Regions from separate parts of the Homo sapiens genome. Here region 2 is linked to region 1. Evidence: read pairs that join two places in POLR2A ChIA-PET (ENCODE). Cell type or tissue: PC-9. All regions are shown on one strand. Each heading gives the region's core, and the rest is flanking DNA. Links, peaks and the distances in the headings are about the cores only.

Region 1 (15,833 bases), core at 1-8,000:
GTCTGCTCAAAAATTGTGTTGGTTATAGTCCTTGCTCTGACTTTGTGTCTTGGAACAAAAAGCAGATTCTGGAAGGCTGACGAATAACGGATAACACAAACCTTGACTGCTGTTGAAAATTCCAGATGGGGGAATCTGTGTTTTCAACCACTTGGGTGTATACAGGAGATGACTCATCGGCTGTTGCAAAGGATACACAACAACTGGGTATCGATACTTTCCGCTCTGTCAAGGGGCTCCCTGAAATAGAATAAAGTGCAGTGACTGTACTTTAGGGTACACAAGAAGCCTCAGATTATACAGGCACAAGCAGGACTATTCCTGGCCCTCTTCTTCCTATGGGGTCTTTGCTCAAGCTATCCCCCTGTGTCTGAAATGTTTTCAGGCTGGGTGTAGTGGCTCAAGCCTGTAATCCCAGCACGTTGGGAGACCAAGGTAGGAGGACAACTTGAGCGCAGAAATTCAAGACCAGCCTGGGCAATACAGTGAGATCCCATGTATAAAAAAAAAATTAGCCAAGCATGGTGGCACATGCCTGTAGTCCCAGCTACTCAGGAGGTGGGAGGATCTCTTGAGTCTGGGAGGCAGAGGCTGCAGTGAGCTGAGATTGCACCACTACACTCCAGACTGGGGTACAGAGTGAGACCGTGTCAATCAATCAATCAATCAATTGATGACATGTTTTCAGTGACCTTTCTGCTATTACCCTGTCTTTTTAAGGCTCAGTTCATAAATATTCTCCAAAAAGAAGTGACTTCTCTCATGTTCTGTACTTTGTGGGAAGATGGAAAATACTGTGTTGAGAGGCAAAAGACAGGACAGAACTACAAAGAGTCCTGAACCTAAGAGTCAGATGACCAAATATTGGCTCTGCCACATACATGCAATGTGATTTTGGGCAAGAAGTATCTAGGCCACAGCTTCTTCAACTGTAAAATTGGGCATATTATACTTACACTTCCAAAGATATTGTAAGGATTAAGATAAATACTAAGAGTAAGTAACACTTACATATCACTTACTGTGATATGTAAGGCACTGTTCTATGTACTTTATATATATTAACTCATTTAATCCTTACAACAACCCTATAAGATAGCTATTTCTATCCTATTGATTATTTCTATCATGTAGATTTCTATCATTATTTCTATCATTGTTATTTCTATCATTATTATTTCTATCATATAGATTTCTAAAAACTGGGTACTGAGAAATTAAATTAGTTGGTCACATATTTATTAAATGGTAGAACTGAGAGTCCAATTCAAGCATTCTGGCTCCAGAGTCCATGTTCTAAACTGTCTCCTATATTGCCTCTACTATGGGGTTAACAAATGTAAAATACTGGGTGCTGGTGAGAATACCTAATGTTAATTTTTACAAGATCAGGTTTCCAATGTGGGAGACTTGGTCAAGTTATTCTGTCTTAAGACAGTGTAAAATGAAGATGGCTGATGATACTAGATAGTCTAACTGAGCTGTCCAGGAAGATAACCCACTAGCCACATGTGGCCATTCACCTTTAAATTAATTAAAACTAAAGATAAAAAATTTACTTCCTTGGTTGCACTAGCCATATTTCAAGTGCTCGATAGCCACATGGGGCTAGTGGCTACCATACTGGACACTGAACCCACAGAACATTTCCATCATAACAGAAAGTTCTTTTGGATAGCACTGAATAATAGACACTTTACAAAATATAGACTATATATTTCACGAGATCACTTTCAGCTCTAAAATGCTATGAATGTCAGGATTACAGATGAAGGAAAAGAGATGAGCAGAGCAGAAAAGAATAGAAGAAGTATGTCCTAAACATAATCGACATGCTCCAGGGAACAGATTCTGTATGTGTATTCTAACTGGTTTGTATTCTTTATAACTGTCTAGCTCAAGAATTCTCTCCTGCCTAACATGGTGAAACCCCGTCTCTACTAAACAATACAAAAAATTAGCCAGGCGTGGTGGTGGCTGCCTGTAGTCCCAGCTACTTGGGAGGCTGAGGCAGGAGAATGGCGTGAACCTGGGAGGCGGAGCTTGCAGTGAGCCGAGATTGCACCACTGCACTCCAGCCTGGGTGACAGAGCGAGACTCTGTCTCAAAAAAAAAAAAAAAAAAAAAAAAAGAAAGATTTCTCCAAATCCATACTCCCACTTCTCCTGATAGGTGAAGTTCATCTTTGAGGCTCCACCCTTTTCTCTATCTCGCTGCTCCTTTCAGTAAGTACTCCTCCAGGGGCCTCAGTCTGTCCCTCTGGACAGAAAGCATTCTGATGAACAAATTCACACTCAGGAACCACAGATTTTATTCCTGTCCACATGCAGTTTAACATTTAACAAGTAGTCTTGAAAGAGGTTCCAAGATGGCCGAATAGGAACAGCTCCAGTCTGCAGCTCCCAGCGTGAGCAACGCAGAAGACGGTTGATTTCTGTATTTCCAACTGAGGTACCGGGTTCATCTCACCGGGGCTTATCAGACAGTGGGTGCAGCCCATGGAACAGGGCAGGGCATTGCCTCACCCAGGAAGCACAAGGGGTTGGGGAATTCCCTTTCCTGGCAAAGGGAAGCCATGATGGATGGTACCTGGAAAATCAGGATACTCCCACCCTAATACTGCACTTTTCCAACGGCCTTAGCAAACGGCACACCAGGAGACTGTATCCCGCGCCTGGCTTGGAGGGTCCCACGCCCATGTAGCCTCGCTCACTGCTAACACAGCAGTCTGAGATCGAACTGCAAGGTGGCAGTGAGGCTGGGGGAAGGATGTCCACCATTGCTGAGGCTTGAGTAGGTAAACAAAGCATCTGGGAAGCTCGAACTGGGTGGAGCCCATCGCAGCTCAAGGAGGCTTGCCTGCCTCTGTAGACTCCACCTCTGGGGGCAGGGCATAGCTGAATAAAAGGCAACAGAAACTTCTGCAGACTTAAACGTCCCTGTCTGACAGCTTTGAAGAGAGTAGTGGTTCTCCCAGCACGGAGTTTGAGATCTGAGAACGGACAGACTGCCTCCTCAAGTGGGTCCCTGACCCCTGAGTAGCCTAACTGGGAGACACCTCCCAGTAGGGGCTGACTGACACCCATACAGCTGGGTTCCCCTTTGAGACGAAGCTTCTGGAGGAAGGATCAGGCAGCAACATCTGCTGTTCTGCAATATTTGCTGTTCTGCAGCCTCCGCTGGTGATACCCAGGCAAACAGGGTCTGGAGTGGACCTCCAGCAAATTTCTAACAGACCTGCAGCTGAGGGTCCTGAAAGTTAGAAGGAAAACTAACAAACAGAAAGGACATCCACACCAAAACCCCATGTGGACGTCACCATCATCAAAGACCAAAGGTAGATAAAACCACAAAGATGGGGAGAAACCAGAGCAGAAAAGCTGAAAATTCTAAAAATCAGAGCGCCTCTCCTCCTCCAAAGGAACACAGCTCTTCGCCAGCAACGGAACAAAGTTGGACGGAGAATGACTTTGACGAGTTGAGAGAAGAAGGCTTCAGACCATCAGTAATAACAAACTTTTCCAAGCTAAAGGAGGATGTTCGAACCCATTGCAAAGAAGCTAAAAACCTTGAAAAAAGATTAGACGACTGACTAACTAGAATAAACAGTGTGGAGAAGTCCTTGAATGACCTGATGGAGCTGAAAACCATGGCACGAGAACTATGTGATGTGTGCACAACCTTCAGTAGCCCATTTGATCAAGTGGAAGAAAGGGTATCAGTGATTGAAGATCAAATGAATGAAATGAAGCGAGTAGAGAAGTTTAGAGAAAAAAGAGTAAAAAGAAATGAACAAAGCCTCCAAGAAATATGGGACTATGTGAAAAGACCAAGTCTACATCTGACTGCTGTACCTGAAAGTGACAGGGAGAATGGAACCAAGTTGGAAAACACTCTTCAGAATATTATCCAGGAGAACTTCCCCAACCTAGTGAGGCAGGCCAACATTCAAATTCAGGAAATACAGAGAATGCCACAAAGATACTCCTCGAGAAGAGCAACTCCAAGACACATAATTGTCAGATTCACCAAAGTTGAAATGAAGGAAAAAATGTTAAGGGCAGCCAGAGAGAAAGGTTGGGTTACCCACAAAGGGAAGCCCATCAGACTAACAGCAGATCTCTCAGCTGAAACTCTACAAGCCAGAAGAGAGTGGGGGCCAATATTCAACATTCTCAAAGAAAAGAATTTTCAACCCAGAATTTCATATCCAGTCAAACTGAGCTTCATAAGTGAAAGTGAAATGAAGTCCTGTAAAGACAAATGCTGAGAGATTTTTCTCACCACCAGGCCTGCCTTACAAGAGCTCCCAAAGGAAGTACTAAACATGGAAAGGAACAACCAGTACTGGCCGCTCCACAAACATGCCAAATTGTAAAGGCCATCAATGCTAGGAAGAAACTGCATCGACTAACGAGCAAAATAATCAGCTAACATCATAATGACAGGATCAAATTCACACATTAACAATATTAACTTTAAATGTAAATGGGCTAAATGCTCCAATTAAAAGACACAGACTGGCAAATTGGATAGAGTCAAGACCCTTCAGTGTGCTGTATTCAGGAGACCCATCTCACGTGCAGAGACACATACAGGCTCAAAATAAAGGGATGGAGGAAGATCTACCAAGCAAATGGAAAACAAAAAAAAAGCAGGGGTTGCAATCCTAGTCTCTGATAAAACAGACTTTAAACCAACAAAGATCAAAAGAGACAAAGAAGGCCATTACATAATGGTAAAGGGATCAATTCAACAAGAAGAGCTAACTATCCTAAATATATATGCACCCAATACAGGAGCACTCAGATTCATAAAGCAAGTCCTTAGAGATCTACAAAGAGACTTAGACTCCCACACAATAATAATAGGAGAGTTTAACACCCCACTGTCAACATTAGACAGATCAACGAGACAGAAAGTCACCAAGGATATCCAGGAATTGAACTCAGCTCTGCACCAAGCGGACCTAATAGACAGCTACAGAACTCTCCACCCCAAATCAACAGAATATACATTCTTCTCAGCACCACATCACACTTATTCTAAAATTGACCACATAGTTGGAAGTAAAGCACTCCTCGGCAAATGTAAAGCAACAGAAATTATAACAAACTGTCTCTCAGACCACAGTGCAATCAAACTAGAACTCAGGATTAAGAAATTCACTCAAAACTGCTCAACTACATGGAAACTGAACAACCTGCTCCTGAATGACTACTGGGTACATAACGAAATGAAGGCAGAAATAAAGATGTTCTTTGAAACCAATGAGAACAAAGACACAACATACCAGAATCTCTGGGACACATTTAAAGCAGTGTGTAGAGGGAAATTTATAGCACTAAATGCCCACAAGAGAAAGCAGGAAAGATCTAAAATTGACACCCTAACATCACAATTAAAAGAACTGGAGAAGCAAGAGCAAACACATTCAAAAGCTAGCAGAAGGGAAGAAATAACTAAGATCAGAGCAGAATTGAAGGAGATAGAGACACAAAAAACCCTTCAAAAAAAAAAACCAATGAATCCAGGAGCTGGTTTTTTGAAAAGGTCAACAAAATTGACAGACCACTAGCAAGACTAATAAAGAAGAAAAGAGAGAAGAATCAAATAGACACAATAAAAAATGATAAAGGGGATATCACTACTCATCCCACAGAAATACAAACTATCATCAGAGAATACTACAAGCATCTCTATGCAAATAAACTAGAAAATCTAGAAGAAATGGATAAATTCCTGGACACACACACCCTCCCAAGACTAAACCAGGAAGAAGTTGAATCCTTGAATAGACCAATAACAGGTTCTGAAATTGAGGCAATAATTAATAGCCTACCAACCAAAAACATCCAGGACCAGATGGATTCACAGCCGCATCTACCAGAGGTACAAAGAGGAGCTGGTACTATTCCTTCTGAAACTATTCCAATCAATAGAAAAAGAGGGAATCTTCCCTAATTCATTTTATGAGGCCAACATCATACTGATACCAAAGCCTGGCAGAAACACAACAGAAAAAGAGAATTTTAGACCAATATCCCTGATGAACATCAATGCAAAAATCCTCAATAAAATACTGGCAAACCGAATCCAGCAGCACATCAAAAAGCTTATCCACCATGATCAAGTTGGCTCCATCCCTGGGATGCAAGGCTGCTTCAACATATGCAAATCAATAAACGTAATCCATCATATAAACAGAACCAAAGACAAAAACCACATGATTATCTCAATAGATGCAGAAAAGGCCTTTGACAAAATTCAACAGCCCTTCATGTTAAAAACTCTCAATAAACTAGGTATTGATGGGGTGTATCTCAAAATAAGAGCTATTTATGACAAACCCACAGCCAATATCATCTGAATGGGCAAAAACTGAAAGCATTCCCCTTGAAAACTGGCACAAGACAGGGATGCCCTCTCTCACCACTCCTATTCAACATAGTGTTGTAAGTTCAGGCCAGGGCAATCAGGCAAGAGAAAGAAATATTCAATTATGAAAAGAGGAAGTCAAATTGTCCCTGTTTGCAGATGACATGATTGTATATTTAGAAAACCCCATCGTCTCAGCCCAAAATCTCTCTTTTTTAAATTTTATTATTATTATACTTTAAGTTTTAGGGTACATGTGCACAATGTGCAGGTTTGTTACATATGTATACATGTGCCATTTTGGTGTGCTGCACCCATTAACTCATCATTTAGCATTAGGTATATCTCCTAATGCTATCCCTCCCCCGTCCCACCCCACAACAGTCCCCGGAGTGTGATGTTCCCCTTCCTGTGTCCATGTGTTCTCATTGTTCAATTCCCACCTATAAGTGAGAACATGCGGTGTTTGGTTTTTTGTCCTTGCGATAGTTTGCTGAGAATGATGGTTTCCAGTTTCATCCATGTCCCTATAAGCAACTTCAGCAAAGTCTCAGAATACAAAATCAATGTGCAAAAATCACAAGCATTCCTACACACCAAAAACAGAGAGCCAAGTCATGAGTGAATTCCCATTCACAATTGCTTCAAAGAGAATAAAATACCTAGGAATCCAACTTACAAGGGATGTGAAGGACCTCTTCAAGGAGAACTACAAACCATTGCTCAATGAAATAAAAGAGGACACAATCAAATGGAAGAATATTCCATGCTCATAGATAGGAAGAATCAATATCGTGAAAATGGCCATACTGCCCAAGGTAATTTATAGATTCAATGCCATCCACATCAAGCTACCAATGACTTTCTTCACAGAATTGGAAAAAACTACTTTAAAGTTCATATGCAATCAAAAAAGAGCCCGCATTGCCAAGACAATCCTACGCCAAAAGAACAAAGCTGGAGGCATCACACTACCTGACTTCAAATTATACTACAAGGCTGCAGTAACCAAAACAGCATGGTACTGGTACCAAAACAGAGATATAGACCAATGGAACAGAATAGAGCCCTCGGAAATAATACCACACATCTACAACCATCTGATCTTTGACAAACCTGACAAAAACAAATGGGAAAAGAATTCCCTATTTAATAAATGGTGCTGGGAAAACTGGCTAGCCATATGTAGAAAGCTGAAACTGAATCCCTTTCTTACACCTTATACAAAAATTAATTCAAGATGGATTAAAGACTTAAATGTTAGACCTAAAACCATAAAAACCCTAGAAGAAAACCTCGACAATACCATTCAGGCCATAGGCAAGGACTTCATGTCTAAAACACCAAAAGCAATGGCAACAAAAGCCAAAATTGACAAATGGGATCTAATTAAACTAAAGAGCTTTTGTACAGCAGAAGAAACTACCATCAGAGTGAACAGGCAACCTACAGAATGGGAGAAAATTTTTACAATCTACCCATCTGACAAAGGGCTAATATCCAGAATCTACAAAGAACTTAAACAAAGTTACAAGAAAAAATCAAACAACCCCATCAAAAAGTGGGCAAAGGATATGAACAGACACTTCTCAAAAGAAGACATTTATGCAGCCAACAGACACATGAAAAAAACTCATCATCACTGGCCGTCAGAGAAATGCAAATCAAAACCACAGTGAGATACCATCTCACACCAGTTAGAATGGCGATCATTAAAAAGTCAGGAAACAACAGGTGCTGGGGAGGGTGTGGAGAAACTGGAACACTTTTACACTGTTGGTGGGACTATAAACTAGTTCAACTATTGTGGAAGACAGTGTGGCGATTCCTCAAGGATCTAGAACTAGAAATACCATTTGACCCAGCCATCCTATTACTGGGTATATACCCAAAGAATTATAAATCATGCTGCTATAAAGACACATGCACACGTATGTTTATTGTGGCACTATTCACAATAGCAAAGACTTGGAACCAACCCACATGTCCATCAATGATAGACTGGATTAAGAAAATGTGGCACATACACACCATGGAATACTATGCAGCCATAAAAAAGGATGAGTTCATGTCCTTTGTAAGGACATGGATGAAGCTGGAAACCATCATTCTCAGCAAACTATCCCAAGAACAAAAAAACCAAACACCGCATGTTTTCACTCATAGGTGGGAATTGAACAATGAGAACACTTGGACACAGGAAGGGGAACATCACACACCAGGGCCTGTCGTGGGGTGGGGGGAGGGGGGAGGGATAGCATTAGGAGATATACCCAAAGTAAATGATAAGTTAACGGGTGCAGCACACCAACATGGCACATGTATACATATGTAACAAACCTGCACGTTGTGCACATGTACCCTAGAACTTAAAGTATAATAAAAAATAAAATAGAAAATGTGGCACAGATACACCATGGAATACTATGAAGCCATAAGAAAGGATGAGTTCGTGTCCTTTGTAGGTACATGGATGAAGCTAGAAACCATCATTCTGAGCAAACTATCTCAAGGACAGAAAACCAAACACCACATGTTCTCACTCATAGGTGGGACTTGAACAATGAGAACACTTGGACACAGGAGGGGGGAGGGATAGTGTTAGGAGATATACCTAATGTAAATGACGAGTTAATGGGTGCAGCACACCAACATGGCACATGTATACATATGTAACAAATCTGCACACATATGTAACAAACCTGCACGTTGTGCACATGTACCCTAGAACTTAAAGTATAAAAAAAAAGTCAAAAAGAAAGAAAGAAAGAAAAAAAAACATTTAACAAGTAGTCTTTAAAAGACAGGTTCTAGTTCCATCTACTCTGACAAGCCTCTCTAGGTGCAATCACTGAACTTTATAACCCCAGTTAGAGCTTCCAACTTAAAATTTCTTTCAGGGAAAGAAAAGTAGCTACAGCTTTGCTTTGATATGTTTTCCTCAACGTAAAGAATTTCCATTAGACCAATTCTTTTTTTTTTTGAACAGAAAGAAAACTGTTTTATTACACAATTAAACTTGAATGTGACATGCATCATAGTCAATCTGCTTAAGAGACTGCAGAGACAGAAAGATGGTCACCAAAATTAGTCCACAAGTAGAAGAATTTACAGCACCATGTCATAGACCAAATTCTTTTCAAACTTTCCCACCAAAGTAACAATGATTCAGAGAAGAGTAAACATTAAACTCAGAGAAGAGTAAACATTAAACTCTGAAGTGTAGGGGTCCCTGTTGCCTTAAAACAACTACAATAAGCATAACATCTACTAGTAGGCTTGTCTTTCATTTTAGAAATTCATGAAGGTTTTATATTATATTCCATAATACAACCATATTTGTATCTGAAATGTATAAATGAAAAACAGCATTTCTGTTCCCAAATATTGGTTAAAAAATTGACATGCTATTATTTAATCTTGTGACTTCTAGCACCCAGGGCACAAAACCAGACCAGATGACATTACTTTTTCAGTCATTTGTACTGGAAATAATAAAGAAAGAAACTGGGTGATGGGAAGAGAAAAGAGAATGGAGATTTTGTGAGGAAGCTTGGGAAGGAGAACTGAAGAGAAATGCTAGCCTTGGAAGGAAGATCTAGTGGCGTCCACAAAGCAGGAGAGAACTGAGGCATGTACAAGTTGCCAACAAAGCAGGACCTGGAAAAAGGCTGAACCTGGAAAAAGGCAGAGGAGCCTTAGAACCGGGAAAGCATTAAAGATATAGAGAACTATATGAGGAGCAAAACAACAAAACAAAATAATCACTGGCTACAACTTGGCCAAACCAGTTTACAAGCATATTAAAGAAAAAAATTTTTTAAGGCTAGTCAAGGGAAGCAGTAGGAGTTACAGCATATTTTTGAAAGAACAGGGAAAGGTAATTCTAATTTAATGGTAGTAGGCAAAAAATCAGTTAATGGAAATCAATAAAATAGTATTCATATTACTAATGTAAATGTATAAAATATCACTAATAGTACCCAGTGAGCTATCTTCTTAAAAGTTTTATTTTAGTGAAACTGAACAGTATTTATGCGGATTGACTTGCTGAGCATCCACCCCCACCTACTTTTATTGCATTGTACTCCTTTATTGTACAGATTGGAAGCATTAAAAGCTACATTTCTCGGACTCTTTTGCAGCTAGGGTATGGATGCAAATTGGCCTCTACCAATCAGATGCCCTCACAAAAGATCTGGAAGGCAGGCGGGAAGCAGAGGACATCTTTCTTTTCCTTCTGCTTTTGCTAATAACAAGGATGATGATGTAGAGACATTGTGTTTTTTGATCTAGCATTTGGTCCCTGGGTGCAGAGAGGCCCTGTGGCAATGGCTATGACGAGAGCTTCTGATTCTTAGATTTCAGTTTTGGCACTGTATTCTGAACTTAAAAGATTTAGTGGTTCCCTCCTAGAAGTTTAGCCTAGAGCTCACTCCTCTAGCCCTTCTAATGACTTAAAGTACCTTAATATTCTATATTAAACTCCTCTCTGCTTAAAATGGCTGGAGTGGGTTCCATTTCCTCTGCCTGATATAGCTTTCATCTCTCATTCTTTCTCCCATTTTCCTTTTTCGGTCTTAAGCTTCAACTAATTTCTTCCAATAAAATGTCATAAATCCTCACAATTAGGAAGAGATAACCTGGCTCTACCACAGCAGCTCTCACATATTGTATAATAATCTGTGTTTCCCTCACTAGACTGAGAGCTCTTTGAATGCACAGAGTATTCCCAAGGCCCTTATTAAATGTTTGCTGACTTCCCACTGCCCTTTGTCTACAGATAGTTGCCCAGGGTTAGAGAGAGGAGTTGCCTTGTCTGCTTGCAGTACATACCCACAGAAGATAGCAACATCTTCTCAAGAAAGCTCTGAGGAAGATCAGCAGAGAGGACCAATCACTGTTCCCAGAGGCAGGACACCTAGGTTCCAATGTAGTCTGCCATTGCTTTAGTGTGACATATTGGATACACCACTTCATTCTGGCTAACTGGGCCTCGGTTTTCTCATCAGAAATAAGTGCTCTCAAACCACCTTCCACAGTAAAATTCTAATTCTAGATATATATCAACCTTGCTCACATCTCTCATGGCACTACCCCCATCCCTCTGGTTTATTTATTTATTTATTTATTTTTTGAGACGGAGTCTCACTCACTCTGTCGCCCAGGCTGGAGTGCAGAGGCACGATCTCGGCTCACTGCAACCTCCACCTCCTGGGTTCAAGTGATTCTCCTGCCTCAGCCTCCTGAGTAGCTGGAATTGCAGGCTTGCGCTCAGCTAATTTTTGTATTTTTAGTAGAGAAAGGGTTTCACCATGTTGGCCAGGCTGGTTTTGAACTCCTGACCTCAAGTGATCTGTCTGCCTCAGCCTCCCAAAGTGCTGGGATTACAGGCATAAGCCACTGCGTCCGGCCATCCTCCAGTTTATTTTTAAAGCTGCTATTTGCTAAAGGCCTTGAAACAAAACTATTTTGACTTTGGAAGAAGATAGTTCCTTATTTAGTCTTGAACAGACACATTCCTTTTAGCCAAACAGGTGGGTGAAAAAGAAATCAGCTTGGGAGAGCAGGTCTATCAGGTTTCTCTGGCTCTCCTCTTGTAGGTGGAAATTCATCTGGGCCTGTTTACATTCTGAAAAAGGTCAAGTTCTGAAATACTTTTGGAAGCAGCCCAAAAGAAGGCTGCTATACCCCCCACAGGGTTGGGACACACATTAAGAAGACCTGAGGTGAACCAGTTATGCCATTTAAGAATTTTATGCATCAAGAAAGGTGTAATTGTTTCAGTGAGATTAAAATAACAACTTCTCATATTTAGATAATGCGTTACAGCTTGCACACTGTTTTCTTACACACTAAAGTTGTGCTGATAACGTCTCTGAAAATCGCATAAGATAGGCATCTCTATCCCTATTATAAAAATAAGGCAACCAAGGAACAGAGAAGTGGCTTGCTCATCACATACCTGGTTAACTAGCATTGAGAAGAACCACGGTTTCCTGACTCGTACTTTAGATTTTTTTCCATTGCAATCATTCTAATTATCTCCATCTGGTTAAGAGAAGTGCTCTCCCTTTGGCCTGGAGTGAATGGATGGAAACTTCCCCCTTAAGCAATGTCCAATTTTTTATGTTAATAAAAACTTAGCCCAGCAGGTGTATTAAGCTAACATTAGCTGACACCTCCTCTGTGTCACACCTGTACAAGGTGAGTCAGATTTGATTCTTGATCTGCGGGAGACAAACACAGACAGATAATTACAACCCAATAAGATAAAGACTATGCTAAAAGCACATGGGAACCCAGAGGTGTCCTGAACTCTGCCTTGATGGGCTAAAGAATGCCTCTAAAAGTTGATAATATTGAAGCTGATTTTACTTTTTACTGAGTATAACTTATGCTACTTCAAATCATTTTACCTCTCTGTTCCTTATTTGTCTCATTTGTAAAACAGGGCTAGAAATACCTGTTTTGTCTAATATAAGTATACAAACCTTAAGAGTATTGAAGCTGATCTTAACCGAAGGTTCCTCAGAGCTTTTTCTAACATAAGTATCCAAGAAGTTCTTTTATTTTCAGAACCAGGACTACAGTGGTGACCACAGACCATTTCAGAGCTGCTTCAGAACTCAGCTTTGCTGAAGGCAAAGCTCCTAATTTGGGGCTGTTTGTGAATCCTCTGCATAAAGGTTTGCATGAAGGAACCACTCATTTCCTTCCTTAAGAAAGAGCTTCCAAGGCATAAAAAGGACAGACACTCTGAGAACACTATTAAGGCAAGAGGAAAGTCAGAAGTACAGAGTGTAGAATCATGGTCTCCTACCAGAAAGTTTCTGTCGCCTGTTCTCCATTCTTGCTGCCACCTTGCTTGTTTAGGCTTCAGAACTTGAACTAATGTGACGGCCCTCTCAGTGATTGCTGCTTTCGGTATTCTCCAGTATCTTTTTCATACTGCCACCAAGATTTCATGTCTGGTCAACAAATATGACCTTGCCTCTCCACAGATTAAGATTTTGTTGGTTTCATCTCACCTGCAGTGTCAGTCATGTAGCATACAAAATGCTGCCTATGTAGCCTAATTAGTCTTTCCAGCCCCATTTCTCACTACTTTTTACTCACATTTAATGACCTTTTTTTGGCCAATGTCCCATTCTCTCATACTACCAAGCTTTTGAGCATGCTGTTTCTTCTCATTAGAATGCCTTTTTCCTCTTTCATTCAGCAAACTTGCTCCTCCTCCTTCAAGAGTAGGCTAAAGTGACACCAATACTTGGAAGCCTGCCCTGACCACCCCATTAGCAAAAAAATGCCCTCTGTGTTCTCAAAGTTTTCCTATACTACCACATCCACCTCCCCACAGCTTTCCTCTTTCATATCGTTTATTCCTCTGTACTAAAAATGTTAACATGTCTCTCCATTAGGCTGTTCCTTGGGGACAGGGACTGTGTGTTGTTTGTTTATCCCAGCACTGTGATCTTCATGATGCAGCAAAGCAAACATAATGTCCTCCTGTTTTATGAATATGAGACATAACGCCTCTCACATTTCTGGCAAGAGTTGCAGACCTGTAAATCACTTGTTATTTAGCCTCTTTCTGTTTAGCCAGGTCAAGGCAAGCATAGGGTAGACATCTGACTTTCCAGACGTCACTGTTGTATCCTGATTTCCACCCTGCAGTGATAAGCCCATGCAGTCCTTCCTCCCACAGACATTTATGTGTCAGTCAGGCACTGTGCTGAGCATAGAGTGTAGACCTATAGTATAGAGATCTGCCCATTGTCTCTTTGAGTATAGACCTGCCCATCTGGTTCTGCAGAGCGCATTAACTATGTAACTTCAGGTCATTTTACCTTTTTGAACTTCGGTCTCCTCATTTGTGAAATGATTATGTATTGTAATCTCTTCAAACTATAATCCTGCTCGTGGCAAGGATTAAAGGGGATACAGGGAATAACCCTGATCTGAAATGCTTGGGGCAAGAGGTATTTCAGATTTTGTAATATCTGCATTATACTTATTCAGTATGCCAAATCTGAAAATCTGAAACCTGATATATTCCTATGAGCATTTCCTTTGAGCACCAAGTTGGTGCTTTTGGATTTGGGATACCTAACCCATAATTAATGTACAAAGACTAGAATAGAACTCAGCACACAGCAGATGATGCTCAATAAATTATTATAAAATTTTGCCAAGTGATATTATAAAACTGTAATTCACTGTCTCATTGAAAATTTGTAAGTATATTTTGCTTTTTTTTAACAATATGGGAATTCTCCTAAAATGTAACATATACCATATCTTTTGTATATTAAATTTTATTTTCAATGCAACTACAAAAAAAAACTTTCCAAAAATAAAAGAAGCTTTTTAATACTTTCCTTAAACTCATTCATCTATTGATTTTTTTGGTCTTTAAAAAAAATTTGTCAAAAATGGCTGCTTTGGTGGGGCAGAAAATTTTTTTTTCTTTAAAAACAAGTAAAAATTGTTCAATTTTGTGATTCACACTGCACTTGAAGAAGACTTTGTCCTGATATAGAATGTTTCAAGGTTTCTGATACACAATGGCTGAAATGGATGAGAACATCAAGGATCATTATGGAAGCTTATAATCCCAGGAGTAATGGCTGTTGGTAGTATAAACGGGGAGGAGTAGGAATGAGAGATAAATAATAGTTACTATGAGCACAGGTTTTGTTTCTGTTCTAAAGTAGTAAGGACACATGACACAGTTTGAGAGACACCAAAACAGAGATGACAGGAGCCAAACAGAGAGGTCAAATCTGAATCAAATGATGTATATTGAAACTTTCTGGATTCATAAGGCCATGGTTGACTGGCTCTCATAGACACCACACATCTGAACATTGTTAATCACAGCCATTTACAGATGAGAAATTCAAGACAGAGAGAAAGAATACCTTGCTCAAAGTCACACATATGTACACATACAATTTATTGGCTAGGGACACAGGGATAAATATATTCCTACTAGAATGTAATCTCCACAGGGCACAATTTTTGTCTGTCCTTTTTTTTTACTGTTTTATCCCTGGCACCAAGGACAGGGCTTAGCATGTAGCAAATACAGTAAGTTTTGTTGTAAAATAAATGAATGCATGATGAATGAACAAATGAGATGAGGTCTTTGCTTTTGAACAGTTCATATCTAGTTGAAAAGAAAACCATGGAAACAACTGCAGTACTGTGTGACATATGATATGATACAGGGGCAAAGTGCCAGGGGAGCAAATAGAAGGGGGCCTTTATATTGGGAAAGCCCTCCAGGAAATGGTGATGCCTGAGCTGGGTCTGAAGAGAGGAGCTGGAAGTAGCCAGGCAAAAGAGAAGGGTGACGGCAAAGGGGAAATTTTAGGAGATTACAATGCTGAATAAAGGTAGGGCAGGAATTCTTTGTGCCATGGACTCTGGCAATCTGGCAAGGTCTATGG
Region 2 (16,239 bases), core at 5,596-13,595, 140 kb after region 1:
GCAAGTTGATAAATATTTAGAAGAGAAAACTGAAAACTACTTGTAGAAAGAGAATGAAAGTGCAAGCTAATCCATATCACTATCCTATAAAGGCTCAAGAATTCCAGGTACTAGGTGCCTGTGAAAGGGGGCTTAGAGTTTTCTTCTAAGAGTTTTCTAGTTTTGGCTCATACATGCAAGTCTGTGATCCATTTTGAGTTAATTTTTATGTATGATATGAGGAATGAGTCCAACTTCATTCTTTTGCATGTGGATATCCAGTTATCCCAGTATGATTTAATTGAAAAGGTTTCTTTTCCTATACAGTTATCTTGGCATCCTTGTCAAAAGTCAATTGACCATAAATGTATGTGTTTGTTTTTGAACCCTCAATTCTATATCATTGATTTATATATCGATCAGTATACTGGTACTACACTGTCTTTTGATTACTGTAGCTTTTTGTAGTAAGTTTCGAAATCAGGAAGTATAATGTTTCCAACTTTGTTCTTTTTTAAAAAACTTATTTTGGGTCCCTTGAATTTCCATATGAATTTTAGGGTGAGTTTGTCAACGTCTGCAAAGAAACCAGGTGTAATTTTGATAGGCATTGCTTTGAATCTATAGATCAATTTGAGAAGTATTGCCAACTTAATAATACTCAGTGTTCTAATCCATGAACACTGGATGTCTTTCTTTTTATGTCTTTTTTAATTTCTTCAACAGTATTACATAGTTTTCAGTGTTTAAATCTTGCATTTATTTGGCTATATTTATTCCTGCATATTTTATTCTTATCAGTGGTATTGTAAATAGAATTGTCCTCTTGATTTTATTTTTGGATTGTTAATTGCAAATTACAGAAATACAATTGATTTTTATATATTGGTCTTATTTTCTGAAACCCTACTGAAATTGTTCCTGTGGTTTTTTTAGTGGATTCCTTAGGATTTTGCCCTACACATTTTAACATGTATAGGTAATATACAAGTCCAAGTTTAATCAATATCTCTGCTGTTCTTCTGAAATAATACAATGACTTTAGCAACCTGTGGCAGGTGGAATAACAACATCCCCAGGATGCTGAGGTCTGAATCCCTGGAACCTGTGAATATGTTATTTTACATGGCAGAGAGGAATTAAGGTTGCAAATGGAATTAAGGTTGCTAATCAGCTGACCTTAAAATAAAGAGAATATCATGGATTATTTGGGTAAGCCCAGTGTAATCACTGGTGTCTTTTAAAGAGAAGGAAACAGAAGACCAAGTCAGAGCCTGAGAGATTTGAAGATGCTGTGTTGCTTGCCGGCTTTAAAGTGGAGGAAGAACCTGTAAGCCAAGAAATACAGGCTGCCTCCAGAAGCTGGAAATGGTATTTAGACCTCTCAATCTGGGCACTAGACTAACTCATTGCTACTATTCTGGTTATTGCTTATAGGCCTTTGTAGTAGACATATCTAGAATCGTGAGTTCATATTGATATTTCTTCCTTTTTCTCTTTTTTTTTTTTTTTTGAGATGGAGTCTCGCTCTCACCCAGGCTGGAGTGAAAGTGGCACTATCTCGGCTCACTGCAACCTCCGCCTCCCGGTTTCAAGCAATTCTCTGCCTCAGCCTTCTGAGTAGCTGGGATTACAGGCGCCTGCCACCACACCTGGCTAATTTGTGTATTTTTAGTAAAGATGGGGTTTCACCATCTTGGCCAGACTGATCTTGAACTCCTGACCTCATGATCTGCCTGCCTCGGCCTCCCAAAGTGCTGGGATTACAGGGGTGAGCCACTGCGCCCAGCCCATACTGATATTTCAAAAGGAAGGACAAAAGGAATCAAGCGTTCACCCTGACATTTTCATTTCAAAATTAAGATTATAGGGTTTTTTACTTTTTTGATTTTTATATAATTATCTCTTCCCTTAACAACGAAAGTCTTGGTTCCTAATGACATTAACCTAACTACCTATTTGCTTTATCCAAATATGTATGTATATGGTGCTCAAAATAACAAACTGTGCTACCATTAAAAATAACCAACAATATGATTACTGAATACTGTTTAAAATTTATTTTCAGTTCTTTTTTTTCCTTAAAGTATATTTATCCCACTAAAGATGTGCAGTCAAATAATTGTTTTTAAAGTCACTTGGAATAATTCTTAATACACCATTAAGGTAATTTGTTCTCTTTTATGTTAATTGTGGTAATTGATTTGTACAAAGTGTTTAACATGCTTATAAAACAAAAATTATTTACATGACTACAATGTTGAAGTATAAAACAATATATATTCAGGAAAGTATAGCTTTTTTGTTTGTAATATCCTACAAGTAACTATTTTCATTAGTCTCTGCTTTTATCAATGCACTTCAAAATATGTAAACATACAGTTATATTTCCCCCTTACATAAAAGATAACATTGGCCAGGTGCATTGGCTCACACCTGTAATTCCAACACTTTGGTAGGCCAAAGCAGGCAGATCACTTGAGCTCAGGAGTTCAAGACCAGCCTGGGCAATGTGGTGAGACCCTGTCTCTATTTAAAATTAAAAAATATAATAAATAAATAAAATAGCATACATATGGTTCTGCATATTGCTTTACTTATTTATTTATTTATTGAGACAAGGTCTCACTCTGTCACCCAGGCTGATGTGCAGTGGCGTGATCATGGCTCACTGCAGCCTTGACTCCCTGGGCTCAAGCTGTTCTTCCACCTCATCCTCCTTAATAGTTGGGACTGCAGGTGTGCACCACCGTGCCCCCTAATTTTTGTATTTTTCATAGAGACAGTGTTTTGCCATGTTGCCTAGGCTGGTTTCAAACCCCTAGGCTTAAGCAATCCACCCACCTCGGCCTCCCAAAGTGCCGGGATTGCAGGCATGAGCCACTGCACCTAGCTTGCACCTGGCTTGCCTACTGGTTTTTAAAATTTAAGATATTCTAATCACTTCTTATTAGTACACAGAAATCTTTTCCATTATTTTCCCTGCAGTTGCATAGTATTCTGTTGTATGGACATAACCCAGTGTATTCAGCCAGTCTCCTGTTGATGGCCATTGGGTGTTTTTCATCCTTTTCTCTTTCAAATAGTGCTGAAATGAGCAAAATTTACTCATATGTCATTTAGTATTTTGGGGGTTAGGGCCACTTTTAAGATAATTGTCTTTAATGTTCTACAGTTTTACCATAATGTATTACTTCTCTTTAAATCTTGTGATTCACTGGGCTTCATGAATCTGTAGTTTGATGTTTCCTCAGTTCTGAAAACTTCAGCCACAGGTTAAACATTCCTAATCTGAAAATCTGCACTGCTGCAAAATCTGAAACTTTTTGAGTGCTGACATGACACAAGTCAAAACAGAGCAAGAAATGATGTCAGTTTATAAAATGAGAGACAGACTTTCAAGACAAAAACCATTGTTAATGAAGCAGATGACTGGAAAAAAATTTTTAGAAAGCCACCTAGCAGCATGCATTCTCATCCCTAGAGGACCCACCTTCTGGTCCCTTGATAGGGTTAGAATGTTTGTCCCCTCCAAATCTTACATTGAAATGTAATCACCAATGCTGGAGGTAGGGCCCAGTGGAAAGTATTGGGTCATGGGGGCAGATCCCTTATGAATGGCTTAGTGCTATCCCCTTGGTAATGAGTGAGTTCTGGTTCTGAGTTCAGTCGAGATCAGGTTGTTTAAAAGAGAGTGGTGCAGATCCCTGCTGTCGGCTCCCACTCTTGCCATGTGATGTGGCTGCTCCAGCTTTACCTTCCACCGTGATTGTAAGCTTCTGAAGCCCTCACCAGAAACAGATACTGGTAGCATGCTTCTTGTACAGCCTGCAGAACTCCAAGCCAAAATAAACCTGTTTTCTTTATCAATTACCCAGCCTCAAGTATTTCTTTATAGCAGTGCAAGAATGGACAACACAGAAAATTGATACCGAAGAGTAGGATGTTGCTATAAAGATAACTGAAAATGTGGAAGCAGTTTTGGAACTGGATAACGGGCAGAGGTTGGAAGAGTTTGGAGGACTCAGAAGAAGACAGGAAGATGAGGAAAAGTTTGGAACTTCTTAAAGACTTGGTTAAATAATTTTGACCAAAATGCTGATAGAAATATGGACAGTGAAAGCCAGGCTAATGAGGTCTCAGATGGAAATGAGGAGTTTATTGGGAACTGGAGTAAAAGTCATCATGTTATGCCCTAGCAAAGAGTTTGCCTGCATTGTGTTGTTCATGCCATAGGAACCTGTAAAAAGTTGAACTTGAGAGTGATCAAGAGTATCTGGCAGAAGAAATTTCTAAGCAGCAAAGCATTCAAGAGGTGACCTGGCTGCTTCTCACAGCCTGGTATCAGATACAGGAGCAAAGGAATGACTTAAAGTTCGACTTTATAGGCCAGGTGCACTGGGAGGCCAAAGTGGGAGGATTGTTTGAGTTCAGGAGTTTGAGACCAGCTTGGACAACATAGTGAGACTTCGTTTCTACTAAAAATAAAAGAAGTTATCAGCTGGATGTGGTGGTATATGCCAGTAGTCCCAGCTAGTCCAGAGGCTGAGGCAGGATGATCACTGAAGTCTGGGAGATTGAAGCTGCAGTGAGCTGTGATCATGCCACTGCACTCTAGCCTGGACAACAGAGTGAAACCCTGTCTGAAGAAAAAACAAAGTTGGTACTTATTTTAAAATGGGAGCAGACTGTAAATGTTTGGAAAACTTGCAACCTGGCCCTCTGGTAGAAGAGGAATCCAGGAGGGCTTTGGAGTAACCACTTACTAGAGAGATTTGCATGACTAAAAGGGAACCAATTGTTAATATCTAAGACAATGGGGGCAAGGTTTCAAAGTTGTTTCAGATGTCTTTGGGAAGGTCCCTCTCATCACAGGTCCAGAGACCTAGGAGGAGAGAATGGTTTCAGGGCCCAAGCCCAGGGCACTGCTGCCCTGCTCAGCCTCAGGACTCTGCACCTTGTATCCTGGCTACTCATGCTCCAGCCAGGGCTCAAAATGCCCCAGGCACAGCTTGGGCCGCTGCTCTAGAGGGCACAAGCACTGTAAGCCTTGACCACTTCCATGTGGTTGGTAAGCCTGCATGCACATAGAATGCGAGAGTGAGGAAGGCTAGGTAGCTTCTGCCTAGATTTCAGGGCATATATGAGAAAGCCAGGGTGCCCAGGTAGAAGCCTGCTGCAAGGGCAGAGCCCCTGCAGAGAAACTTTGCTAGGGCAATGCTGAGGGGAAATGGGGGGTTGGAGCCCCCGTCAAAGACCCCACTGGAGCGTCACCTAGTGGAATTGTGGGAAAGGGGCTGCCACACTTCAAACCTTAGAATGGTAGAGCCACCGGCAGCTTGCATCCTGAGCATGGAAAAGCTGCAGGCACTCAGCTCTAACCTCTGAGAAAAGCTGGCAGGGCTATACCCTACAAGCAATAGGTAGAGCTGCCCAAGGCCTTGGGAGCCCACCCCTCACACCAGTGTGCCCTGGATGTGGGACATGGAGTCAAAAGAGATTATTTTTGGAGCTTTAAGATTTAATGACTACCCTGCTGGGTTTCAGACTTTCATAGGGCTTGTAGCACCTTTCTTTTAGCCAGTTTCTCCATTTTGGAATGGGAATGTTTACCCAATGCATGTACCACCATTGTATCTTGGAAGTAAATAATTTGTTTTGGTTTTACAGGCTCATAAGTACATCTCAGGCTGCTTCCACCTTATAGGTGGAAGGAGATGAGTCTTAGATGAGACTTAGGACTTTGGACTTGATGCTGAAACAAGTTAAGACTTTGGGGGAACTATTGAGAAGGGGTGATGGTATTTTGCAATGTGAGAAGGAGATGAAATTGAGGGGCCAGGGGCAGAATGATATGGTTTGGATGTTTGCACCCTCCAAATCTCGTGTTGAAATGTAATCCCCAATGCTGGAGGTGGGGCCTAGTGGGAGGTGTTGGATCATGGATGCAGATCCCTCATGAATGGTTTATTGCCATCACCTTGGTAATGAGTGAGTTCTTGCCCTGAGTTCTCTCCAGATCTGGTTGTTTAAAAAGAGTGTGGCACCTCCCCCTTCTCTTGCTTCTGCTCTCACCTTGTGACACAGATGCTCCCACTTCACCTTCCACCATGATTATAAGCTTCCTGTGGCCCTTACCAGGAACAGATGCTGGTACCATGCAGAACCATTAGCCAGTTAAACCTTTTTATAAATTACCCAGTCTCAGGTATTATGTTACAGCAAGAACAGACTTAACACATCCCTCAGCTGCTTCTGATGTTTCTTCTCACCTAAAAAAATAAAATACCGTGTTCAGTAACTTTTTAATCAAACACAACATTGTAGGTGGGAGACTGAAAGCCTGCCATTGTTGGTTGTTGCTTTTATTTAATAACTGGTAGAGGTGTTCTGTGATGTTACTGTGCTGGTTGGTTACCCTGAGTACATTATGTTTTTTCACTGTATTAATGGTATGTTGTATCTTTTACTGTTAAGTACTTATGTGTGAATAAGTGTAATAAAAATGATTATTAGTAACGTGTAAGTTCAATCAGGAATGATGGTGATGCCAAACAACCATAGATTTTCCACATGGGTGGCTAAGATAGTGACACCGTTGCTTTCTGATGGTTCAGTTTACACAAACTTTGTTTTGTGCACAAAATTATTAAAAACATTGTTTAAAATTACCTCCAGGCCATGTGTATAAGGTCTTTATTAAACATAAATGAATTGTGTGTTTAGACTTAGGTCCCATCTCCAGGATATCTCATTGTGTATATGCAGATAATCCAAAATTAAAAAGGAAACAATAAACTGAAATTTGAAACCCTTCTGGTCCCAAGCATTTTGGATGAGGGATACTCAACCTGTACGGCCTCTTCAAATACTGCTTTTATTTCACTGTCTTTATTTCCTTTCAGAACTTCAGTTTGACATATTTAAGACTTATTTACTCTTCCCTTCATATTTCTTAACTTTTGTATTTTCCATCTTCTATTTGTATTTTGGATTCTAAATGTATCTAGATGTATCTGAACAAATTCACTACTAGTTTACGCTTCTCCTTAGCTGTGTCTAATATGTTAAACTTGACTATTTGTTTTTTAATTTTAATTCTTTTCATTCTAGGAGCTTGTTTCAAGTTTCTGTTCATTTAAATGTGTTAAGCAGTTATTTTATATTGTATTTGATAATTTCTTTATGTGAACTCTTTACAGGTCTGTTTCCTCACGTATTTTATGCTTTTTGATTGTGAGATGGTCATTTGCCTTGGAACTTTCTTAAAGTTCTTAGTCCTAGAATGAAGATTGATTCTTCAAAGAGGATTTGCCTTTGTTTCTCTTGGGGGTCCTGAGGGCACTACCAGTTGGATCCACTTTACATTCTCATCTTGAAACTTCTTGGGATATGTAAATGATATGTATTTAGCTCCATATCAGTTTGAGAGCTGTCTTTGTTTTTTCTTGCTTCTCCCTTCTCAATGCTAAGTTTTAAGACAGGCCTTTTTTTATTTTATTTTTTATTTTTTAATTTAATCCTGAGATTGTGGTAAGAAGCAGAAAGTTAATTCTGTTTCAGCCTTTCACTGAGCTTATGATTCTTTGGGATCCCAGCTTGATGGAGAAAGGTTTCCTACTGGGCTCCGCAGCAAGACTTCCCACCTCGGGCTTTGTGTCCTGTTCTGTGTGCATCGCAAAACTTCAAGTTCAGACAGTTGGCAAATGCCATCAAGGTAAAAGCCAGATTTAATGGTCTAAGTGCCTCTCTGGATTCCCACCTTACTTAACTTTTGACCTGGGTCTTCCCTGTTCCTTACTTTCTTGCCAGCTCATCTATGCGTTTAAGAAGAACGAATGACTATATAATTACAATATATAAGATCATTATATATAATTATTTAATAATTATACACTATGATTGTATAAATATAACATCTATTTATATAATATTTTTCACACAAATACTTACATATAATTTTAGCCAATATTTCTCAAGTTGGATCTATTAATTACCATAGACAGAAGCAGTCCCTAATATAAGATGTCTATACTCAGGCAGACTGTCAGTCATTGTGTGAAAATGGGGAACGCTATTTTCAACATGCAAAGTTTCAAAATTAATGTCCCTTTCTCATGAAGCTGATGGAGGATGTGTTTCATCAAAATAAGAGACTACAACAAGAAAAATATGGGATATGGGATAAGGGATTCAACACAGGTGAAAGGCAAGAAGAATTCCTGAGATGATACTAAATTGTTAGCAGTTCATTATATCAGACAGCAGGCAGTCCTATTTGGAGCAGATGAATGGAGGATGCCAGAAATGGAAATTTGAGTGAAAAATAGACCTGGTAGATTATTTAATGTGAATGACCAAATATTAAGAGAAGTTTTACAGAATTCAAAGGCTTTATTTGTTTAAAATTGTGAAATACTCATACAGAAAAGTAAAGTATATATGTACAGTTCAAAGAATAATAAATTCTCATGTGTCCGTCACCTAGCTTAAGAAATAAAACATTATCAGCACCTTAGAAACCTGTTTGTCTCTCCTCGAGAGCATCTCTGTTTCCCACACTGGTATTGAATTGCATGATAATCAGTGCCTGGCTTTTCTTTATTGTTTTACCACTTGTGCATGTATACATTAAAAATACATTATTTAGCTTTGCCTGTTTTTGAACACTATTATTAATGGAATTATACAGGATTCAGTCTTCTGTGCTTATTTCTTTCTCTAAGTATTTTTCAGATTCATGTACTTTTAAATTTATTTTCACTGCTATGCTATATTCTATTACCCAGATACATCACAGTTTGTATATTCTATTGGTGATGCATATTTAGCTTGCTTCTTATTCTTTGCTTTTATAGACATGTGTCTACAAACATTCTTATATGTGTGTTTTGATGCCTATGTGCAGGAGGTTCTCTGTAAAGTAAAATTACCAGGTTGAAGGACACCTGTCTAATTTTATTAGGTGATGCCTTACAGTTTTCCAAATAATCTTCCCTGTTTCCTTGTTAATACCTGTTAATGTCTGGCTTCCTATATTTTGTCAACATGATGGATGTGAAATATGATACTTCACTGTAATTTAAATTTTATGTATCTTAAATTGGAAACCTTTTCATATCTTTATGGGCTGTTTGTGTTTCCTCCTTAGGGAAAAGCATATTAATGTCTTTTGCCTATCAAAAAGTTTTGGGAAACAGTTAGTGACACTTTAATAGAAAACTAAGCAAACAAAATTAAAAAGACAATTATTCTGGAAAAAAGCAAAAAGTTGTACAAGAAGTACAATTGGTATACCATGTGGCTCAACTATAAACAGTGTTTCTATAATGACTAACAGGAAGTACTTACTAATAATCACTTTGCAAAGCTTACAGTTGAAGAAATTGAGACAGATTAATTTGCCAACAGTCACATAGCTTGTAATTATTGGAAATGAAATTTAGACTAAAAGAATCTGACTTCAGAGCCCATGTTCTTATCCATGAAACTATGCTTATTTCTCTCTGTATGTAGCCATAGTATGAAAATGGCATATAGTTTAATGAAAAGGATTTTATTTTAATGAAGTTCAAGTCCTGTGTCTTTTTTATCACTTCTGCTTTGGGTGTTGTATCTAAGAAATTGTTGCCTAACCTAAGATCACAGAGTTTTACTCGTTTTTTACTTCTCAGAGTTTTATAGTTTTAGCTCTTGTATTTAGGTTTATGATACACTTTGAGTTAATTATGTATATGGTGTGAGGAAGGGGTCTGGATTTGTACTTTTGCATGTGGATATCCAGTTGTCCCAATATCATATCCCCCATTGAATTTATCTTGGCCCCTTTGTTGAAAATCAGTTTGTTACAGGAAAGGGGTCCCAATCCAGACCTGAAGAGAGGGTTCTTGGATCTCACTCAAGAAAGAATTCAGGGCGAGTCCACAGTGCAAAGTAAAAGCAAGTTTACTAAGAAAGTAAAGTGAAAGAACAGCTACTCCATAGACAGAGTAGGACGTTCCCGAAAGTAAGAGGAGGAACATATCCACTCTAAGTATAATGCTTGTATATATGGGGAGATGTGTTCTGCTACAAGGGTTTGTGATAAAGGATTAATTTCTTAATTAACTATTTTTGCAAGAATGGATATTATAAACTTTAAAGCAAAATTAGGAATGCCTTTGTTCTCCAGATATCAGGATAGCTGGAAGCTCCCAAGTGTGGGTCTGTTTAGTAAACATTATTAATTTGTTCCCTTAACCATAAACACCTAGAGGCTAGGAATGCCTAACTTTCTGAGAATGCAGCCCGGCAAGTCCCAGCCTCATTTTCCTAGCCCTCAGTCAAAATGGAGTGGCCTGGTTCAAATGCCTCTGACAAATTGACTATAAATACTAGTTTATTTCTGGACTTTTGATTGTATTTAGGTGATCTCTATGTCTGTTCTTATACCTGTACCACAGTCTTGATTGGTGTAGTATCCCATTCGCTTTTACTAGAAAGTTTATAAGGATTAAGTAAGGATTATTAGCCTCAAAGCTATTTAATAATAGTAATAAATATTTATTGAGAAACCCAGCTAAGTGCTTTATGCACATTAATTCACTTCAGACTGTCAACAGATATTAGTCATTGATGTGTATCAGGCTCTGGGCTGGGAATACATCAGTGAACTAATGGAGAACCTTCTTGCTCTAATGGATCTCACATTAGTGGTGAATTAATTGGGGTGACTGGAGGATAATAACAAATATGGGAATAAGATAATTTTAGAAAATGATTAGTTTTATGATAAATAGAACTGACTAATTTGAGAGTAACCAAGAGATGAAAGGGCATCTTTGATCCTCATAATAACGCCTATAAAATTGGTACTATAATCCCCTAACATGAAGAAACTCAGGCTTACAGAACTGAAGTGACTGCCCAAAGTCCCATAGTTTAATAAAGGCAGAACTGGGTTGTGAAAATAAACCTTTAGTTGGTAGCAAATGGAAAATGAATTCAGGTTCAGGAACTGATAAGAATGCAGTATCTCCTAATTCCTTTTCTCTTTCTGCTGGAAATAGGTTGTTAAGGTCAAATTATAGGCTAAGGGTTCTTAATTTGGGATTCGTAGATAGGTTTCTTGAAACCAGTGGAATTATAGCAAAATACATGTGCATGCATGAACCCTCTGGATTGAGGGTTCATAGCTTTCATCAAATTCTGAACATGGTCTGTGATAATAGCAAAAGATCCATAAACACATTTGATTCATGTGACTCAGGCAGATACCATATTTTCTTTGTGTCTTTCACAGCACCACTTTGTCTCCTCTCTGTCAAACTTCTTCCTTTGGCAATAGGAGGGGGGAGGAAATTATTTATTTATTTTGTTAGGTTTGAAATAAATTGTATTCTAACGTAAAAAAATTATACAGTTACCTACCAGAGTAGATTTTTATTTATAAACTGTAGGACTTAATTATTAATTTCTCTGTTCAAAACTTTAAAATTGACTTTGATTCTGCTGTCAATCATCTTTCATATCTTGAACATTCCCAAGATTTGTTCATTGCCTTTGAAAGGTCATTCTATGTTTTCTTGCTTTTAATTCCATTGCCAGTTAAGTCTCCCATTTTTTTCTCTTTTTTCTTTGTCAACCCTATTAACTGATCCCATCCTTTTCTAGCCAGGTTATTGCAACATATTTTTTCCCAGAATCAAGTCCATCTTGTGCCTGTAACCAGATTGATCTTTCTGAAATACTTTTATCTTTACATTTTATCGACTCTTCATTTTCTTTTCTTGTTTGTTTGATTTTTGGAGACAGGGTTTCGCCTTGTCCCCCAGGCTGGAATGCAGTGGTGTGTTCACAACTCACTGCATCCTTGATCTCCTGGTCTCAAATGATCCTCCTGCCTCAGCCTCCTGAGTAGCTAGAGCCACAGGTGCACTACCTAATTTTTTTTTGTTTTTAGTAGAGACGAGGTCTTGTTGTGTTGCCCAGGCTGGCCTCGTTCTCCTGAGCTCAAGCAATCCTCCCCCCTTGACCTCCAAAGTGCTGGGATTGCAGGCATCAGCCACCACGTCCAGCCTGGCTCTTCATTTTCTCCCATCCAAGTACTAACCAGGCCTGACCCTGCTTAGCTTCCGAGATCAGATGAGATCGGGTGCATTCAGGGTGTTACGGCCATAGACTGGCTCTTCATTTTCTAGGATATCATCCATGACTGTTGGGCCACTCCAAAAAATCACACACATACAAATAACCGGAAAAAGAACATATATTCCCCATTTTATTAAGCTAACATTCTTTCTCCACTATCTAATTGTGTCAGCTTCTTTTAGCTTTTCAAAAATACTGTACTATTCCCACCTCATTCCAGTTAGCTATTTTGTTGTTGTTTGTTTTCAGTGTTCCCTATGACAGGCAGCAGGCTGGGTCCTTATCTGCCTGAAATGTCTTATCCCTCTCTCCATCCCTATTTCTATCAGCGCAAATTCTTTCTGTCCTTCAATGCCTAGCTTAAGTGTGTCTGTGTGTGTTTTTTTAAGCCTGTCTTTCTTCTCCAAGCTGGAAGTAATCTTTCTTTCCTCCTTTGAACATTCACTGCACTTCAGCTGTACTTCTTAGGGTATTTAACTCTTTGTACATTTTGTTAGATATTTATGTACTTAATACTAACTTCTTGACAGCAGATGCATTGTCTCTCTAGTTTTATAATTGTCCCAGCATCCCCCATTATCCTATGTCAGTTCCAGCCTTATACACGTAATAGGTTCTTAGTAAATATTTTTTGAATGAATTAATCCTTTTTTTTGGGAGAGACAGGGTCTCACGGTTTTGTCCAGGTTAGAGTACAGTGGCTATTCACGAGTGTGATAATAGTGCACTACAGCCTTGAACTCCAGGGCTCAAGTGATCATCCTGTCTCAGTCTCCCAAGTAGCTGGGACTACAGGGGTACACCACCACAACCAACAATAAATTCTTCCTTTTAAAATGTAACTATATTAGTCTGTTTTACGCTACTGATAAAGACATATCCAAGACTGGGTAATTTATAAAGAAAAAGAGGTTTAATGGATTCACAGTTCCACATGGCTGGGGAGGCATCACAATCATGGTGGAAGGAAATAGGCATGTCTTACATGGTGGCAGACAAGAGAGAATTGAGACCCAAGTGAAAGGGGTTTCCCCTTATAAAGCCATCAGATCTCCTGAGACTCATTCACTACCATGAGAACAGTATAGGGGAAACTGCCCCCATGATTCAATTATCTCCAACCAGGTCCCCCCACAACACATGGAATTATGGGAGCTACAATTCAAGATGAGATTTGGGTAAGGACATAGCCAAACCATATCAGTAACTTAAACTTGTTATGCTTTTGAAAGTTCTTTCACTACTTTAAAATTCTTTCATTACGACCCCTTGAGGGGGGGAAGTTAGTAATTAATCTAAAAATTATAATTAAAAAAGGCCTACACAAACTATAATGACTATAAAGTATCTAGGCATAAAATAAGAAACTAAAGCTATTTTTTAAAATCAATCTAAACTATATCCCTAAAATTCACAATATTCTGTTCTGACTAAAATACAAAAATAATGTAAGATTCTTGCCACTTATGTAATGTCTAATAATACTAGTTACAAAATTAATTGAAGTCTTCTAGTTTATAAACAGTCATGTGTTTTGTGTGTGTGTGTGTGTGTGTGTGTGTGTGTGTGTGTGTGTGTGGACGAAGTCTCGCTCTGTCACCCAGGCTGGAGGGCAGTGGCACGATTTTGACTCACTGCAACCTCCGCCTTCTGGGTTCAAGCGATTCTCCTGCTTCAGCCTTCCCGAGTAGCTGGGACTACAGGTGCGTGCCACCATGCCTGGCTAATTTTTGTATTTTTAGTAGAGACAGGGTTTTGCAGTGTTGAGCAGGCTGGTCTCGAACTCCTGACCTCAGCTGATCTGCCCACCTCGGTCTCCCAAAGTGCTGGGATTATAGGCATGAGCCACCGTGCCTGGCCCAATTATGTGTTTAAAAGAAGGTGTTAGGGGTGTGCTAGAAAATCTCTGTGGGAGTAGGAGCAACCTTTGGAGATGGAGAATTATTGATTCCTTAAATAAATGGGAATTACTCATTTGGTGGAAATAAGTTGGGTAGTCCCTGGAACCTGTTTTTTTGTTTATTTTTATTTTTATTATTGTTTTTTGAGAGATGAGACCTCACTTGTTGCCCAGGCTGGATTAGAACTCCTGGGCTCAATTTATCTTCCCACCTCAGTCTCTCCCGAGTGGCAGGAACTACAGGCCTTTTTTTTCTTTTTTCTTTTTTTTTGAGATGGAGTCTCGCTCTGTAACCCAAGCTGGAGTACAGTGGCGCTATCTCGGCTCACTGCAAGCTCCGCCTCCCGGGTTCATGCCATTCTCCTGCCTCAGCCTCCTGAGTAGCTGGGATTACAGGCGCCCGCCACCACACCCGGCTAATTTTTTGTATTTTTAGTAGAGACGGGGTTTCACCGTGTTAGCCAGGATGGTCTCGATCTCCTGACCTCGTGATCTGCCCGCCTCGGCCTCCCAAAGTGCTGGGATTACAGGCGTGAGCCACCGCGCCCGGCTACAGGCCTTTTTTGTTTTTTGTTTTTTTTAAATGAAGGAAATTAGAAGTGGAGGGTGTTCTCCTGTGAATAATTTCTACTTATAGGAAGTAAGTTTTAACTGGTACCTGGCTAACTTGTAAAGGTTCTTTGGCATTGGCAGAATCAGCTATATTTAGACTACAAAAAGAAAACCTCTAATAATGTGCACTTAAGCCTTATTACTTTTCAGAAGCATAAATGACAGCATGAGAAGATAAAAGGATGAAAGGAGTGATACAGCATTGGGGTAAAGAGCAGAGGCTTTGGAGAGTGGCAGAACTGGATTTGAATTTTGTCACTACCATTTAGTAGTTGTGTGGCCTTGGCAAGTTACTTTTATGTCTAAATCTGTTTTTTCATCTGTTAAATGGGCATAAAAAGTTTTGTGAGGGTTAAATGGAATCACGTCTGTGAAGTATTTGGCACAGTGACTCGTTTGTGCATAGTGAATATTATGTACTATTACTATGATGATATCCTAGGTCCAGATATCAAAATTCATCCATGGATCGTTAGAATCCATTATAACATGTTTGGCATGCCATGTTATCGTTATAATCAAATTAGTGTAGGATAGGTAGATTTGTGAGTAACTTGTGAGTAAGTAGAATTCTAAGTTCTGCTTTTAGTTTTCCCATAGGATTTCAAGTGCAACCAGAAAAGCAAAAAAAGCAGGTCGAGGCTGAAGTTGCTGTTTACTTCACAATGTCATTTTTATTTCAGAAGATAGGATTATCCATCTACTGAGCAATTATCAAATGCTAGATGTATTAGATTCTTTAAAGGTAATTTTATTCAGTCTCTGCAATCCAAGGCAGAATAATTTGACCAAGTTCATAATGTGTCAGGAACTTGTAGAGAAATGGTAGGACTTATAAGGAATTTGAACTCCTCTGTCATTCCAAATCATGTACTCTATCTTTATATTTATAGTGCCTCTCTCAACATGGGGAACTTTAAAAATCCTCAGGGCTCAGGCCATAACACAGACCACTTAAATATGTTTCTAGAGGTGAGACCCAAGCATGAGTATAAAGTTCTCCAGGTGATTTCATTGTTAGATTCAGAAATACTGACCTGGTTCAATGCCTAGAACAGAGTAGACATTCAATAAATGTTTCACTTTTGAAAGAATATATCCCTTCCTACCCAGCCGCTGTGTTGTAATTTTTCCAGTATTATAGTCAACTAGGAGTGCTTTTATATTAAGTTTTTAGAAAGAGCTTTGTATCATACTTTGTAGATATTCTCCATAGCATATACAGGAAGATGTCTGGCAAGAGGTAATGTTTTGCTGCTGATAGAATTCTGAATTTCCTCCATTACTAGGAAGAAGAATAGGTTGGAAATTGGGACAGCTTGGAATTTCTTTCTTGTATTCCATCCAAGGTTGAAGACGTAAATTGTGAATAGACACTTACTGATTTATTTTGTTTTAGAATAATTTTATATTTTTTAATAATACATGATCAAAAATCAAAAGATAGTAAGGAACAGAGATTGAAAATTTTTCCTCTCATTTCCCAATCATACTTTCCTTTCCAAGATACCATAAATGTTGTATCAGTATCCTTCCAGAGATGTTGAAAACATACATAAACACTTACATGTATTTCACAATTTTACCCAAGTGATAGCACGCATATCGTGTTCATCTTG

The links. ChIA-PET counts read pairs that join two places held together with the same protein. Peaks named below come from ENCODE experiments on the same cell type or tissue, not always from the same donor. Only the 100,000 strongest peaks of a DNase experiment are listed, where the experiment ranks them.
Region 2: POLR2A ChIA-PET joins it to region 1 with 8 read pairs; 2 of 35 experiments call an interaction of 5 or more read pairs at or near these places.

What each region holds. Positions count from the first base shown.
Region 1 is chr11:74,057,305-74,073,137 of GRCh38, forward strand. It overlaps C2CD3 (C2 domain containing 3 centriole elongation regulator), which reads right to left. Exons shown (of 33, transcript NM_001286577.2): 25 at 102-240. Among named protein-coding and RNA genes, the nearest start is that of UCP3, 56 kb to the left of the region's middle. RefSeq lists an enhancer at 15,267-15,336. In PC-9, for the core only: no CTCF peak of the experiment used is centred there; a DNase peak (open chromatin) is centred at 197; H3K27ac peaks cover 1,659 bases.
Region 2 is chr11:74,186,715-74,202,953 of GRCh38, forward strand. The region is part of intron 1 of PPME1 (protein phosphatase methylesterase 1); the gene reads left to right. It also overlaps the pseudogene RNA5SP343. Among named protein-coding and RNA genes, the nearest start is that of PPME1, 24 kb to the left of the region's middle. In PC-9, for the core only: no CTCF peak of the experiment used is centred there; no DNase peak of the experiment used is centred there; H3K27ac peaks cover 967 bases.